Regions from separate parts of the Homo sapiens genome. Here region 2 is linked to region 1. Evidence: chromatin contacts called from ENCODE Hi-C or POLR2A ChIA-PET data. All regions are on one chromosome and are shown on one strand. Each heading gives the region's core, a stretch centred on a gene start or an enhancer-like site at or near the end of the contact. The rest is flanking DNA. Distances are from core to core; before and after follow the strand shown. Region 1 overlaps EBF3 (EBF transcription factor 3). Region 2 holds the start of C10orf143 (chromosome 10 open reading frame 143).

Evidence for each region. Hi-C counts contacts between places; a loop is a spot of excess contacts on that map. ChIA-PET counts read pairs that join two places held with the same protein, here RNA polymerase II (POLR2A). Pooled maps may share reads with other maps.
Region 2: a map of CD4-positive, alpha-beta memory T cell shows a loop between it and region 1 (5-fold over the local background). The contact joins the promoter of C10orf143 here to the enhancer-like site in region 1. A Hi-C loop is called at or near these places in 4 of 168 maps with a recorded cell type or tissue (CD4-positive, alpha-beta memory T cell, CD8-positive, alpha-beta T cell, GM12878 and 1 more), 8 of 37 single-sample maps with no recorded cell type and 21 of 50 pooled maps. POLR2A ChIA-PET finds 5 or more read pairs at or near these places in 1 of 52 experiments (Panc1).

What each region holds. Positions count from the first base shown.
Region 1 is chr10:129,886,099-129,892,944 of GRCh38, forward strand. All of the region lies in intron 6 of EBF3 (EBF transcription factor 3), which reads right to left. Among named protein-coding and RNA genes, the nearest start is that of EBF3-AS1, 32 kb to the left of the region's middle. RefSeq lists an enhancer at 6,724-6,846. Within about 2 kb of position 3,218, at least 2 of the 41 ENCODE cell types and tissues checked have a DNase peak (open chromatin) inside an H3K27ac peak, as active enhancers do.
Region 2 is chr10:130,106,793-130,113,638 of GRCh38, forward strand. C10orf143 (chromosome 10 open reading frame 143) reads right to left here and starts at 4,038. Exons shown (of 4, transcript NM_001355042.2): 1 at 3,912-4,038. The coding sequence starts at 3,980. It overlaps LOC102724883 (a long non-coding RNA gene), which reads left to right and starts at 4,501. Exons shown (of 3, transcript NR_188169.1): 1 at 4,501-5,324; 2 at 6,526-6,590. It also overlaps the pseudogene CTAGE7P. RefSeq lists enhancers at 2,243-2,502, 3,093-3,202, 3,363-3,542, 4,403-4,732, 5,213-5,342 and a silencer at 3,733-4,112.

The DNA of each region.
Region 1 (6,846 bases), core at 1,968-4,467:
TTTCCTCCTCGGATGTACATTTCCCCCATCCACACCAGCTTGCTTAATTAAGAACTATCATCTTTGTAGGCTGAATTATTAATAAAAAAATCACATTTTAAATCAAGCCTGTGCATGCACGGAGGACACCAGTGTTGGACCTGCCTATGCGGCTCTCTAGCCTTTTAGGTCCTGATTAAAAACTTATTAAAACATTATAAATGATTAATGGGCGCACAGCTCTGAGTGGCAATTATTAGTTTTAATGCAGGTAATGCAGCTTAATGAGGGGCACATGTGTGCAAAGCCTTAACTTCATTACTCCTGCGTGTCAACATATACAAGAGAAATGTGTGTACAGGTCATCCATTACTCGGAACAGCACCGAGCCCTCTCTCTTCACCTCCCTTTGTTGATGAGCCAGGAGCCATAAATTAATCCCGTTCTGTGGCTCGGGGAAGGACCAAGGTGTTAAAATCTCAGTAAACCCTGCTCGGCTCCCCACGCCACCAGGCAGCTGTGTTGGAATATTTCACAGATTATCTGTTCTGCGGCCCTCTGGTATGTGGGAATTTTTTTTTCCCTGGGATTTTTGCAGGTCGTCATTGTCTCTGCTCAGAAACAAGAGCTCCCGACATTCAGAGCTGACTGGGTTTCTTTCCCTTCTTGTTTTAAAAGGTCTGCAGGGGAGTTAGCTCCATCCTACCAGTGCCTAATTCACATTAGCACGGTTCTCCTAAATCTTCAGATGTGATTCCAATGTCTGTCCTTCTAACCGCTCCTCTCCTGTCGTGTGGGGTGCAGGAGACTATGTATGAGAGACACAGAGAGACGCACACTTGAGTGCCCCTGGTCAAGAAGGGGTTTTAACACTGGAATGCAGAAACAGAAGGAAATACCGATCAGCGCCTGGCTGCAACATGGAGATGTCAGGGTAAGCACAGGCCCGGGGAAGAGGCTGGGTGGGGGTTGTGGGCGGGGGGGGGGGGGAGGTGAATAGATGCATTTAGGATGCTGAGAGTCGGGGGCACTGGCCCACAAAGAAGCCCATACAAGTTGCAGCCCCACCTGGGACCCTCAGCCCTGGGCCTGCAACAGCCCACGGCTGGGGAGCATGCCACTCGGCCCAACTTTGCACGTCACCTTTCATTTTCTGTTTTTGTGACAAGCAGCTTGATCCAGCCTGATCTCCACTATCTGTTTGAAGAGTATTCAGGACTATTTGCATCATTTTATCGCTAATGTATAATATATGGCTCTAAAGTGAGCCCAAGCGCTGTCTTGTTACCGAGCATAAAAAAGTAAGGGCAATAAAGATACATTAGTTCTCTCAAGCACAGCGGCTATAATGCAAGCAAGAAAGGTTGCTGCTTACAGTTAAGAGGCAACCTTTCTGCCTGGCTAAGACAATGGAAGAGTAAAGAAAATGTCAAATCAAGAAAAGCTGGATTTAGAGATGAGGCAGCCCAGAATGACGTTGGTGCCATATTTTGTGGAACTATAATGCTGTTGGCAGCAAAGATCCGTGTTTCTGATTCATCTAGGGCCGCATGGCAAAGCTTTGTCAGTCTGTGCAAGGTATAAATAATTCAGGGTGAGAGATGGCAATTACAGGGCCCTGCACAACCAAAATGAATATTTTATGAGGACTAAAACTGCTCTGGAATGAATCATGCACATGGAGTCACACATGGCGAGTGGTGGGTTCGCACATGCCAGCCCCAAGAAGAGAGGCGCCGCGGCCCTGATCTCCTTTCAGAGCGTTGACTATAAACCTGGCGAATGGTAAGAGGCAAACAAAATCAGCTAACCCGCCCCCACGCTCCTCATAGATGCTCAGTCCCTAAAACGTCCAGTAGGGAAGCCCGGGACCATGCCATAGAAACTCCTTGCTGATCCATCCCAATCGGCCTCGTGGTTTGCTTATTTTTCTCCAATTGTTCAAACTATTGATAGGGTAAGCTGGGAACCTTCTCTTCGTGAGAAAAGGACTTGAATTTCTTGCACAGGGAGAAGAACAGTTTCGTTGTCCTCGATGGAACGTGGGCGTGCTCCAGGAAGGAGTTGCAGCGAGCATGCGTCACGCCCTCCGCGTGATTTTCCATTTTCCTGTCGGGGAGCAGCACCCGCTATGGCTCTTCCTCCGCCTTCTGGACCTGAACCTCACATGGTCCCAGTCAACAGACTGAAGGGCCCGAGGCGGTGGCTTTTGCGTCCTTAGATCCAAACTGGCGCGTCGAAGTTGCTTTCCTCGCTTTGAAAACTGGTAGACTCCTGATGGGGGCAGGATTTAAAGAGGTCGTTAAAGGCTGAAAGGAGGGTTTCATCTGTTACATTTCCTTCCAAAATGCTCCTGGTGAATTGCTAGAACAAATAACAACATTGTTCACAAGGCCGCGGAGGCCCAGTCCCACTGGTGAATGGCCATTGTGTTTGTCCAGCTACTGATACCTGCGCTTTTGTGGAGGAAAGAAGGCCGGGGCCACGACATCGGCGCAGCACAAGCATCCCTCTGTGCGGATGCCCAGAGCGGGTCCCGGCCGCGGTGGGAACCGAACACCAGATCCCTCTGAGAAGGTTTTCTTTAAATCCAGCTCCAATGCATTGTTTATGAAAACAAGGCTATTAGGTATATTAATAATTTGATAAATAGGGATTTGTCCTTAATTATTCATGAAGAACATTTGGCAACAGTAAAATTATATTCGCAGAACAGGTTTATAAACCAGCTAATTATAAATTAAGTATGCAAGAGAAAATTGCTAACCTTGAAATTAAAATATTTTATGATTCTGCAATTACAAAAAAAAAGGTAGGGAATTATCAAAACCCCAGTGTGGGCAGAGGGAGCAGCAGGCCTGGGCCTATACAGATGGTGGCGGCGCACAGGCCAGAGGCGTGACAGCAGAGGGGGTGGACCGGGAACCCCTGTCCCCTCCCCAACAGCCCCTCCAGTCGGGGTTTGTGCAACTTTCCAAGAGCTCATGGGAAGGAACCAGCAGCTGTCCACAAGGCAGCCCAGCATCTGCAGAAGGCCCTGGTCTGGTTCTTTGCAAAGGACATGGTGGTCCCCTCTGCTGGCCGCCAAAGCCCTGGCAGGTGAACAGAGCAGCATGTGCCCTGCAGAGAAGACCCCAACGCCCCTCCATGTCACTGCCCTCCCGCTGGGGCAGGGTCTACAGAGAGCATGGGGGCCAAAGGGACAAGGCCAGAGCTCGTGGCACAGGAGCGTGGTCCCGCTTGTCCCCACTAGAGGGCTTCTCGGACGGGCCTCAGCGGAAACCAGCAAACGCCAGGGTGGGCGGGCAGCCTTGGGCTGGGAGCAGCTCCTGCCTGCAACACACTTGGGACAGACCCCTCCTGCGGCTGGGCCGTCCCACTGATATGTGGGCTCTGCTGCCTGAGCACAGCTTTCTTGTCGGACGGTTCCATCATCCACCTGCTCCCCAAACTCTGCAGCCTCCCTGCACCCCCCACCCGCTAAACAGCCAGCAACACATTCCCAGTGAGTTCCACACACATTCCCTTGACTCATTTGATAAGAGAAGACAGATGCAGGGGAATCTTCCGTTCACTTTCTAATGACCAGATATCCTCACTCATAATTTGGGCAGAAGTTAAAAGAGGAAAACAACCAGGATAAATAATGAATGTCCTGTTGGGTGCAGGGAGGGGAAGTAGGCCATATTCCTCCACTTCTTTTCCCATGGCTATGTCACATCTGCAAAAAAAAAAAAAAAAAATGCAAACCGTAGAGGCTCAGGACATGCAGAGGCAGCCCCCGACCACTTTTACTACCCTGTAACTCAGTGACTCTTTCCACATTCCCTGAAATCAACGGGAAAATGAGCAAAGCCCATTGAAGTGCCTTTTTTTTTTTTTTTTTTTTTTTTTTTTTTGGTTATGAAGAGTCTTGACTTCCCTGAGAGTCAAAAGCCCCATTAATTGTTCATGTACCAGAGGTAGTGCAGGGCACACTCATGTGCCCGAGTCCTTACCCCGACGCTTGGAGACACAGCTGTGGGTCAGACAGCCAACCAATCAGGGAGGTCTCTGGGAACTCAGATAATGAAAATTTTTTCATGTATAAAATCCTTAATCAAAATGCGAGTGGTGTCATCTTGCAGTGCAGACACTGCAACTTAAAATTAATATACAACAGAACCTTCAGCAGAAGGAACATCCCCGGGCTGTGTGGTACAAGTGACCCTGAACTGTGGCCTGGACTGCCGAGACCCCAGGCGGCAGGCCGGCTCCAGGCCAGCATCGAGATCCCAGGGAAACAAGCTGTTGCTGCACCAGGATCCCCAAGGCCCGGAGGGACTCCAAAATGTGAGGGCAAATCGGCAAAGATGATGTAGCACAAAGAGCGCCATTAACACCATAAGGTGTGACGTGCACAGCGGGGCCTCCGCCAGCCTAATACTGGGCACGGCTTTAAGGCACCGTCAACCAATTAGTTTAACTCGATCAGCTAGTATCTAAAGAATATTTTTATCATTTGGAATAGACTATTTACCATTTGATAGGATACATTTCTTTCTTTACCGCTGGGATGCTCCACAGATGCTAAGCAACTTCCCCTAACAATATTTAAATTGCTTACAAAGCCTCTCTAAATATTTGCTATGTATTTAGCATGCCTAAGATTTGCCCGTTATCCCAAAGTCTTTTTGTTGTAAATTGCAATTTTACAACTTCATGCTCGTGATCTATTTTGACAAAGCTCTGCTGACACCCTCTATTGGCCTCTGAAGGCAAAAGAGCTGATACTCCACGAGTCACCAGAGAACTCTCAATTTGTTGTGAGACCGCGCTACTTTGCCATCCTCAATCTGCATGGAGAAAGATTAAACATTCAATTTGTTACTTGATAGGCCACAAGGTTCGCCACTTACCATACAAATGGAAAACATTACTGTCATTCCTCAACTTGCTTGCCTGAGTATTTTATTATTTGTAATATTTACTTCAGGGAAATTATGATTCATGTCATATTTATCTTCATGAAAAATGAGCATCTAAATGGAAATCACCTTTTGAATGTACCGGGATATAGTGTAATACTAATATGCTTCATGAACTATAAAATTTAGTCACAGTATATGGATATATTATAGCATGACTTTAATACTCTCCCATCAAGCAAATTTTCTCTGTGTTAAGCTGATACTCTGAGCCCTGATTCCAGTTTGATAATCATTACACCTACATGATGGTACAAGTCACTACTTGTAGATTTATGTGCCCTCTCAGCTCTTTTGCATTAATCTGCCTCTGAATAAGCTATTCGCACTTCCTCCCGTGCATGCAGGAAATTGGAATAAGGTGCAAATTTGTAGGCCTTAAATCTGAACAAGCACAGACAGATATTTTTCACCTGATACCATTCATTTGTTTCAAGTAAATACAAAAGACATTTTTTATTCTTTGTCTTTGTCCTAAGGCCGTTCTTCACGAAAACGACTGTTGTGTGTTTCCCTCCATATTTACATCCATTTTTGCAGAAGTCAGAGTTAAATGAACTATCTGCAATTAGCTCTGAGTCAGACTTGCAGTGATGTCTGTACCAATACAGGGTCCCCAGCAGGCCGCGCCATCCTTTGTGGATCCGTGGCCCGGTGGTCTGCCACCCAAGGAGGTGATGCCATGTATTACAAGCACAACAGAGCTCAGAGGCCCACAGCCCACTTTTGAGAATCCTTCTGGATAATTGGAGAGCATAAACTTCAGTGGCTCACGGCGTCTCTGAGGCCCTGGTAAGAGGCATTCCAATTCATTACAGAGGTAGTTCAGAAATATCTAAAAGTGACAGGAAGAGCTTGGCGTCACTCTCCCCCAATTATCCGGGAAATTCCGAGATTCCTGGCTAAACCCGTCCCAATCTCAAACCTTTTCCTCTCAGCTGACCTGCAGCCAATCAGGCTGTTAAGGGAGATTGATGGGCCCGCCTCTCTCTGGCCAACGGCCTGCCTGAGGACCCAGGGCTGGGACACTGGCAGGGGAAGCATTTCTCAGCAGCGGCAAGAAATGACAGAGTCAAGTGAACTTGACTGAGCAGGATGATCCCGGGTCTCTCCCCGGGTCCCAGGCTCCAACTGATGAGTAGCGGGGCTCTTAGTCGGGTTCCTCTTTGGAGCCCTTATGAAACTACCTGGGGCCAGGAGGCGGTGCTGGGGTGCCCCCAAGGAAACAGGAGAGGGGTAGGTCTTCACAGTGTGCACATGCCCCTGCTTTGGAACCCACTCCCGTAAAAGCAGTGAATAATTAATTTGATGAACTCAATTTCCATATAAAACTGTTGTCATTGGAACCATAGGAGCCAAGTGCAATGAGCTGTTTGGCGATTTCCACTTATTTGGGGATTTTGGTGCCACGGATGCCGGACACCTGTGAGGTGAGCAACACCATGGGTCCAGACCGGGAATGAGGCCTCCTGTGACGGCTCAGAGAGTGAGCCGTGTTGCATGAATGTTTATGTGCGTTACAAATTAATGATAATCACCACTGACCATAAATATAGCACAAGAATCACACGAGAGGGTCATAGCTACGAACCAGCTACATAAATAGAGTATGATTAGTCCATGTCTAAGAGTACATTCATCACTTAATGACTTTTCCCATTATGCCTGCACATTTTATCTAATCAGAAAGTAAGCCTGCTTGCTTTCACTGAGCAGGGTTAACCTAATAAGACTGCTGCTTAAACCACATCGAAACGAGGCATAACAAGCCAGCTTGATGAAAACGCTTTCCCAATCTGTGACAACGCACTTGAACGTCGCCATCAAATCATAACCCCCAAATATGTATTTTCCCATTTTAGGGGAGGGCGCCGGCAGCCAGCCGTTAATTAGCATACTT
Region 2 (6,846 bases), core at 2,788-5,287, 220 kb after region 1:
AAAGTACATGCAGAACAAGTTCTAAATGATAAAGAAAATCACATCAAGACTCTGACTGAACATTTGCTAAAGATGAAAGATTGGGCTGCTAGGCTTAGAGAAGACGTAACGGATGATGATAACTTAGAAGTGAACAGTGAATCAGAAGATGGTGCTTACTTAGATGATCCTCTAAAAGGAGCTCTGAAGAAACTGATTCATGCTACTAAGTTAAATGCTTCTTTAAAAACCTTAGAAGGAGAAAGAAACCAAATTTATATCCAGTTACCTGAAATTGATAAAACAAAGGAAGAGCTTACAGAGCATATTAAAAATCTTCGGACTGAACAAGCATCTTTGCAGTCAGAAAACACACATTTTGAAAGTGAGAATCAGAAGCTTCAACAGAAACTTAAAGTAATGACTGAATTATATCAAGAAAATGAAATGAAACTCTACAGGAAATTAACAGTAGAGGAAAATAGCCGGTTAGAGAAAGAAGAGAAACTTTCTAAGGTAGACAAAAAGATCAGCCATGCCACTAAAGAGCTGGAGACCTACAGACAGCGAGCCAAAGATCTTGAAGAAGAATTGGAGAGAACTATTCATTATTATCAACGGCAGATTATTTCCCATGAGAAAAAGGCACATCATAACTGGTTGGCAGCTTGGGCTGCTGAAAGAAACCTCAATGATTTAAGGAAAGAAAATGCTCACAACAGACAAAAATTAGCTGAAACAGAGTATAAAATAAAACTTCTAAAAAAAGATCCTTATGTACTTGATGTTCCAAATACAGCATTTGGCAGAGAGCATTCCCCATATGGTCCCTCATCATTGGGTCGGCCTTCATCTGAAACGAGAGCTTTTCTCTCTCCCGCAACTCTGTTGGAGGGTCCACTCAGACTCTCACCTTTGCCTCCAGGGGGGGAAGGAAGAGGCTCAAGAGGCCCAGGGAATCCTCTGGACCATCAGATTACCAAGGAAAGAGGAGAATCAAGCTGTGAAAGGTTAACCGATCCTCACAGGTCTCCTTCTGACACTGGGTCCCTGTCACTTCCGAGGGAACAGGACCGTAGGATGATGTTTCCTCCACCAGCGCAATCATATCTTGATTCAGCTCTTCCTCCACAAAGGCAAGACAGATTTTATTCTAACTCTGGTGGACTGTCTGGACCAGCAGAACTCAGAAGTTTTAATATGCCTCCTTTGGATAAAATGGATGGGTCAATGCCTTCAGAAATGGAATCCAGTAGAAATGACACCAAAGATGATCTTGGTAATTTAAATATCCCTGATTCATCTCTCCCTGCTGAAAATGCAGCAACTGGCCCTCGCTTTGTTCCTCCACCTCTTGCCCTAATCAGAGGTCCACTGTTTCCAGTGGATACAAGGGGCCCGTTCATGAGAAGAGCACCTCCTTTCCCCCCACCTCCTCCAGGAACCAGGTTTGGAGCTTCTCGAGATTATTTTCCACCAGGGGATTTCCCAGGTCCACCACATGCTCCGTTTGCAATGAGAAATGTCTATCCACCGAGGGGTTTTCCTCCTTACCCTCCCCCAAGACCTGGATTTTTCCCCCGACCCCCACATTCTGAAGGTAGAAGTGAGTTCCCTTCAGGGCTGATTCCGCCTTCAAATGAGCCTGCTACGGAACATCCAAAACCGCAGCAAGATACCTGGCAATATTTTTGCTCTCTTCAAAAGTAATTCTGACTGATCTCATTTCAAGTAACTGCTGTTACTTAAGTGATTACACTTTTGCTCAAATTGAAACTTAATGGAATTATAATTCTTAGGATAGTATTTTGTAAATAAGGATGATTTAAATATGAATCTTATAAGTAAATTATTTCCATTGTATTTTATTCGATAGTATAACTATTTTAATTTGATTAATCCACTATTATAGAAACAACAGTGGGAGTTTTACGTATGTAATCTTGCAGGTGGGGAGGCTTTAAATTCTAAAGGCTGTGTCTTTATGCCAACAACTGTATTTACTGTAGGTGTAGACAAATGTGAAAGTAACTTTATGCTTAAATAAATTTTAGTTGATTAAAGAAATTCAGATAATCCACATGATAACCATTCAATCACTAGCAGTATTTGCCACGTCTCCACTAAACGTCTCAAAGTCGCAGAAAACACAGCATGGCCTAACAGGAGCTCTTCATTGCCTCCACACCACTCTTCTCTCAAGGAGCAGCAGTACTGCCCTCGCAGGGCTCAAGTCAACCCCTACAACACCCTGGACTCCACTCTTCACATTACCCTGCCACTGCCACTCCATCAGTGAGACTGTCTGCTCTCCCTCTACACAGTCACGTCTCTCTAGTGTCACCACCCCACTGCCCTCTCTTGTGCAAACCTCTGCCACTTCTCCTCTGACACACTACTGTAGCCACAAGCCTTGCCTCCCTGCCTGCACCCTGATCACACCTTTCATTTTCCAGGGCAGTGAAGTAAGGTCTCAACACATCAGCATAATCATGTCACTTTTCTGTTTGTTTTTCTGCCATCTGGTAGCACAGTAGCAGTGAGCCACCCTTGGCTATGCAGAGGAGGGTGACACCCAGGGGATGGTGTGAGGGGAAGGAACTTAGGTCCCCGCATATCCCCTGATCTGGGTACCACCAGCCCTACGCCTATATTTAGTGACCCTGGGCTCCACCCCACTGGACTGCTCACGTCCATGCTGTTCTGTGCAGGAGAATCAAACTTCCATCTTGTTAGGGCCAGCGTGCTTTGAAGGCTCTTGGTTACAAAAGCACCCTAACCTGCTATATTACTGTACTATACTATTACTATACTACATTACTATACCATATTATTACTATATTACTGGGGTAACCTGCACCCTAGTAATATAACAATTGGTACCTGGAGGAGGGGTGCGGCTGTGATAGAAACCTAAGTGGTACTGGCTTCACGGCCAGGCAGTGAGTAGTGAGGAAAGAGATGGTGCAGGGTAGAAAGCTAGTCATTCCCGCTACGCAGTAAAGACATCTAAAAAAATGCTGCCTGTATTAACTGGGAAGACGGATCCTGCACTTACCAAGCCTGTGTAGCTCTAGAAGAAAAAAAAAAGCAAATATGCGGTATGTTGGCTGCTCACTGCTGCCCCTAGCGAGGAACTTTGAAATAAACGAGGTTAAGTAAGAACTGGCCAATTTGCAAGCAGAGGTGGAAGATAAAATACAGGAATGCCAAGCAGCTCTGTCTTCCAGCTCCAATCCTGCAGTACTTCTTTCAGTGCCCCTAAGACGCTAAGCTCCTTCCTCCAACACTGTTTTTTGTCACCTCCCATCCTGCCTACCCCCGGTCATCCTTCAAGTCTCACACATACCTGACTTACCCACGCACCCTGGGATCTTGTGCAAGTCTCCCCATTACCATCTCATCTTACCCTCTGCTCATCAGTTAATGGACTCAGCCCAAGAAGCACTAACACGCTCAATGCCGGGTAATTTTCTGCGCGTGTTCGCTCCCCACGTACTCGTCCCCCAACACCCAGCCCTGGGCCTGGCACGTGGCAGGCGCTCAGTGAACGAGACTCAGGAACAGTCAGGTGTAGACGGCAGGAGAAGACATGACACGGATACCAAGCACCCGAGGTCCTGCAATGAGTCTCGGCCCATGTTTTAGGGAGCCTGGGTCTGGAGCCCCAGTGAGCGTGTGGGTCAGGAAGGTGCCCGAGCTCCGCGCCCGACCGCGCAGGCGCGAAACCGGGAGAGCGGCGTCACAACCCCGCCCTAACAGGCCACGCCCATCACTGGCCACGCCCTCCCAGGGACGTACGCGAGCGTGCGAGTGTCTTGGGCCAGGCCTCCTCACAGGCAGGGCCGCGCCGGCAAAAACGAGGCGCGGTGGGAACCCGCCCAGGGGCCATCCGCCCTCCCGTCCCTAACGCCCAGGCCCCGGGGGCTCACCACGTCCCCCGGAACCTGCAGATCCTCCGCCCTCCGCTGTCGCCAGCGGCCGAGCGCTAAGCTGTCCATGCAGCCCCAGGGTCAAACCCTCCCGGCATCTCAGGCCTGGCCGAGGCCCGCGCACCACGCCCCCTTCCGCACAAGGCCCTGGGGAGCCAATAAGGAGAGGGAGGGGCGGGACGCCGCGGGAAGCGCGAGAGCACCAAGGCGAGGACCGCAGGCAGGAGTAGCAGAGACCAGAGTCTTCTGAGACTATTGGGATGCTGTGGGCGTTGTCCGTCTGCCCCAAGTCATTACTTCGCAGAGAGGTCCCTGCATATCTCTGCTTGTCGCTTCTCCCTTCACAGGAGCAGCCGTGGGGCTCTAAAGAAAGCATTCTTTCAGGATCCCGCCAAACTTTTGACAACACCCCGTGGATCGGCTGGAGGAGCGCCCGCCTCCTCTGTCTTATGATTGGTTGTTAGGCCTCGTGGGGAGCCGTCTCCCTGTGGCTGGTTGGCTAATAGATGGCGCAGCGGGTCAATTAGCTTGAGCGAGACAGCGGGTGTTTCTGGGAGTTGTGGTCCGCAGGGCTGCCTCGCTTCCGGGTGGGAGCTGCTGTTGCCGCGGTGGGAAGACGCAGAGCTTTCAGGCCAGCCCCGCGCGGCTCACGGCTTTTGTGGCTGGTGGCTGGTGGCTGCTGGTTGGGAGGCCCCGGAAGGACTTCTACTCCTCCGTAGGCTGGAGGGCACTAGGAGGTCGCAGGTGCTGAGCTGCCGGGGCCTTTGGGCTGTGCTGAAGGGGAAAAGCGCAGCCACTGTCGGGAGTGTGTGCTGTGGAGGCAGTTGCCGCGGTGATGTTCGCTCCGCCTGGCCCCTGCCGGGGATTCAGCCAACCAACCCTCAACAGCCGGCGGCGGCTCAGTCTCTGGCCCGGCGCGGTGCTGAGCACCACTGAGCCCTCATCTTAGGGCACCGAGGCCCGGACTCCTGCAGCCGCATGTCCAGGCCCCTCCTGCCTTAGCACGGAGCTCCCTTGACTGCTCCAAACAGCCCAGACTGGCGCCTTTTTTGGATAAATTAAAACGGGGCCAATCCGTTGCCAGCGATTGGCTAACGATGGGTACACGACCTAGTACGGGCCAGGGAGAAGTAAGCGAGGTCTGTTGAGGCAGAGTTTCGGGAAAGATCTTCTAGTTAAAAGGGGAGTTGGGTGGGTGGGGGCTGTTTTCTTCCTGTTGTCCTTGCCCAGTGTAAGTTTCCTGGAGCTGCAGCAGCCTTTTTGTCACCATGAGGGCAGCTGGTGGGAACCCTAGGAAAGCAGGAAATCACCTAGAGCCGGAACAGCCTGAGCCTCTGAACCAACCCACAGCTGACTACCCGTCACTTTGTCGTGTCTCTGTGATTTGAGTCCATCATTCTGCTGCAGTTGAAGGTATCCTTTGACAAAGCCCTGTTCTTAACCATTATGGTGAAACGCATGAATCCCTCTTCGGGCTATTTGCTGCATGATCCTCAGCAAATTAAATAGTTAATCTCCCTCAGTTTCCTCATTTATAAAGGATAGGATGATAAAGCATAGAGATCGTGAGGATTACATGAGGCATTTACCTAGAAGATACTTAGAACAATGCTGGACACAAACTAAGTACTTAACAAATGTAACATTTCTCCTATTAGTTAGTACTCCTAAGACTAATTATGCCACCACTGATTCACAGTCCCTTATCAAAAACCTTTCAGGCCAGATGTGTTTGTGAAATTCAGAATTTTTTGAATGTTTAAAAAAGGTGAGATATATTGTATGCCCCCGTAGTCAAACAATGTTTCTATAGCAGAAATGTGTGAGTATTCACAAATATTCACCCTAAGTGGGATATATAAAGGTTGTAAATAGGGCCAGGCACAGTGGCTCATGCTTGTAATCCCAGTACTTTGGAAGGCCAAAGCGGGAGGATTGCTTGAACCCAGGAGTTTGAGACCAGCCTCGGCAACACAGTGAGACCCCCGTCTCTACAAAATAAAAATAACAAAATTAGCCGGGCACTATGGCGCCCACCTGTAGTACCAGCTACTCAGAAGGCTGAGGTGGGAAGATTGCTTGGGCCTGGAAGGTTGAGGCTGCAGTGAGTTGGCTGTGATCACACCACAGCACTCCAGCCTGGCCAATAGAGTGAGACCCTGTCTCAAATAAAATAAATACAATAAATAAATAAAGGTTGTAAATAGTCTCATATCAGTTCAAATGAGTTTACTCCAAGCGTGGGGAAAAACTAATTTGGAGGACTTTCTGCATTTCAGAATTGAAAATAAGGTATGTTGTAGGCCTCTCAAAATGCTTGTCTTGCAGTTTAGATTAGATGACTTGCTTTGTTACCCACTTTTGATTCGCTGGCCTTTATACTGATGGCTGCTTTTCAGATGTGTATAAGAACAAAATTTCAACAAATTTAGTTTCAAAGATCTGATTGGTTTTTAATAGCATTGCATGCACCAGGCAGTCTACAAGATAGAAAGGTGCTCCAATGAGGACCGAGTGGGTGAGTTTGACAGGCAGGAAAAAGTGGAGGAAAGCAGGAAGAATGAACAAATAGCAGATCAGTCATTTCAAGGTTACTTTCCTTATAGAGGTGTAGACGAAATCTTGGTGTAATGTAATTTGGCTTTCATCCCTCTCCTGATTTCTCAGAAGATCTTACAAGTAAGCAACCCAGGTTTCAGTTTGGTAGCATGAATCCTTAGCATTTAGTGACTCCAGTTTTGGTCTGCTGTCTTTCTTAAATGGATGCATGAGGCAACCATTGGGTACTGGGGGGGGGACTGCTTAGCTTAGGAATGAGATACAGCAATAGGTATATTTAGAAGGATGCAGTTTAGCTTAGCACAGTATTTACCAAGCATCAGTCACTTGGGTACTAACTGCAAGATGTATGCTAAACCTCTCCTATTATTTACAT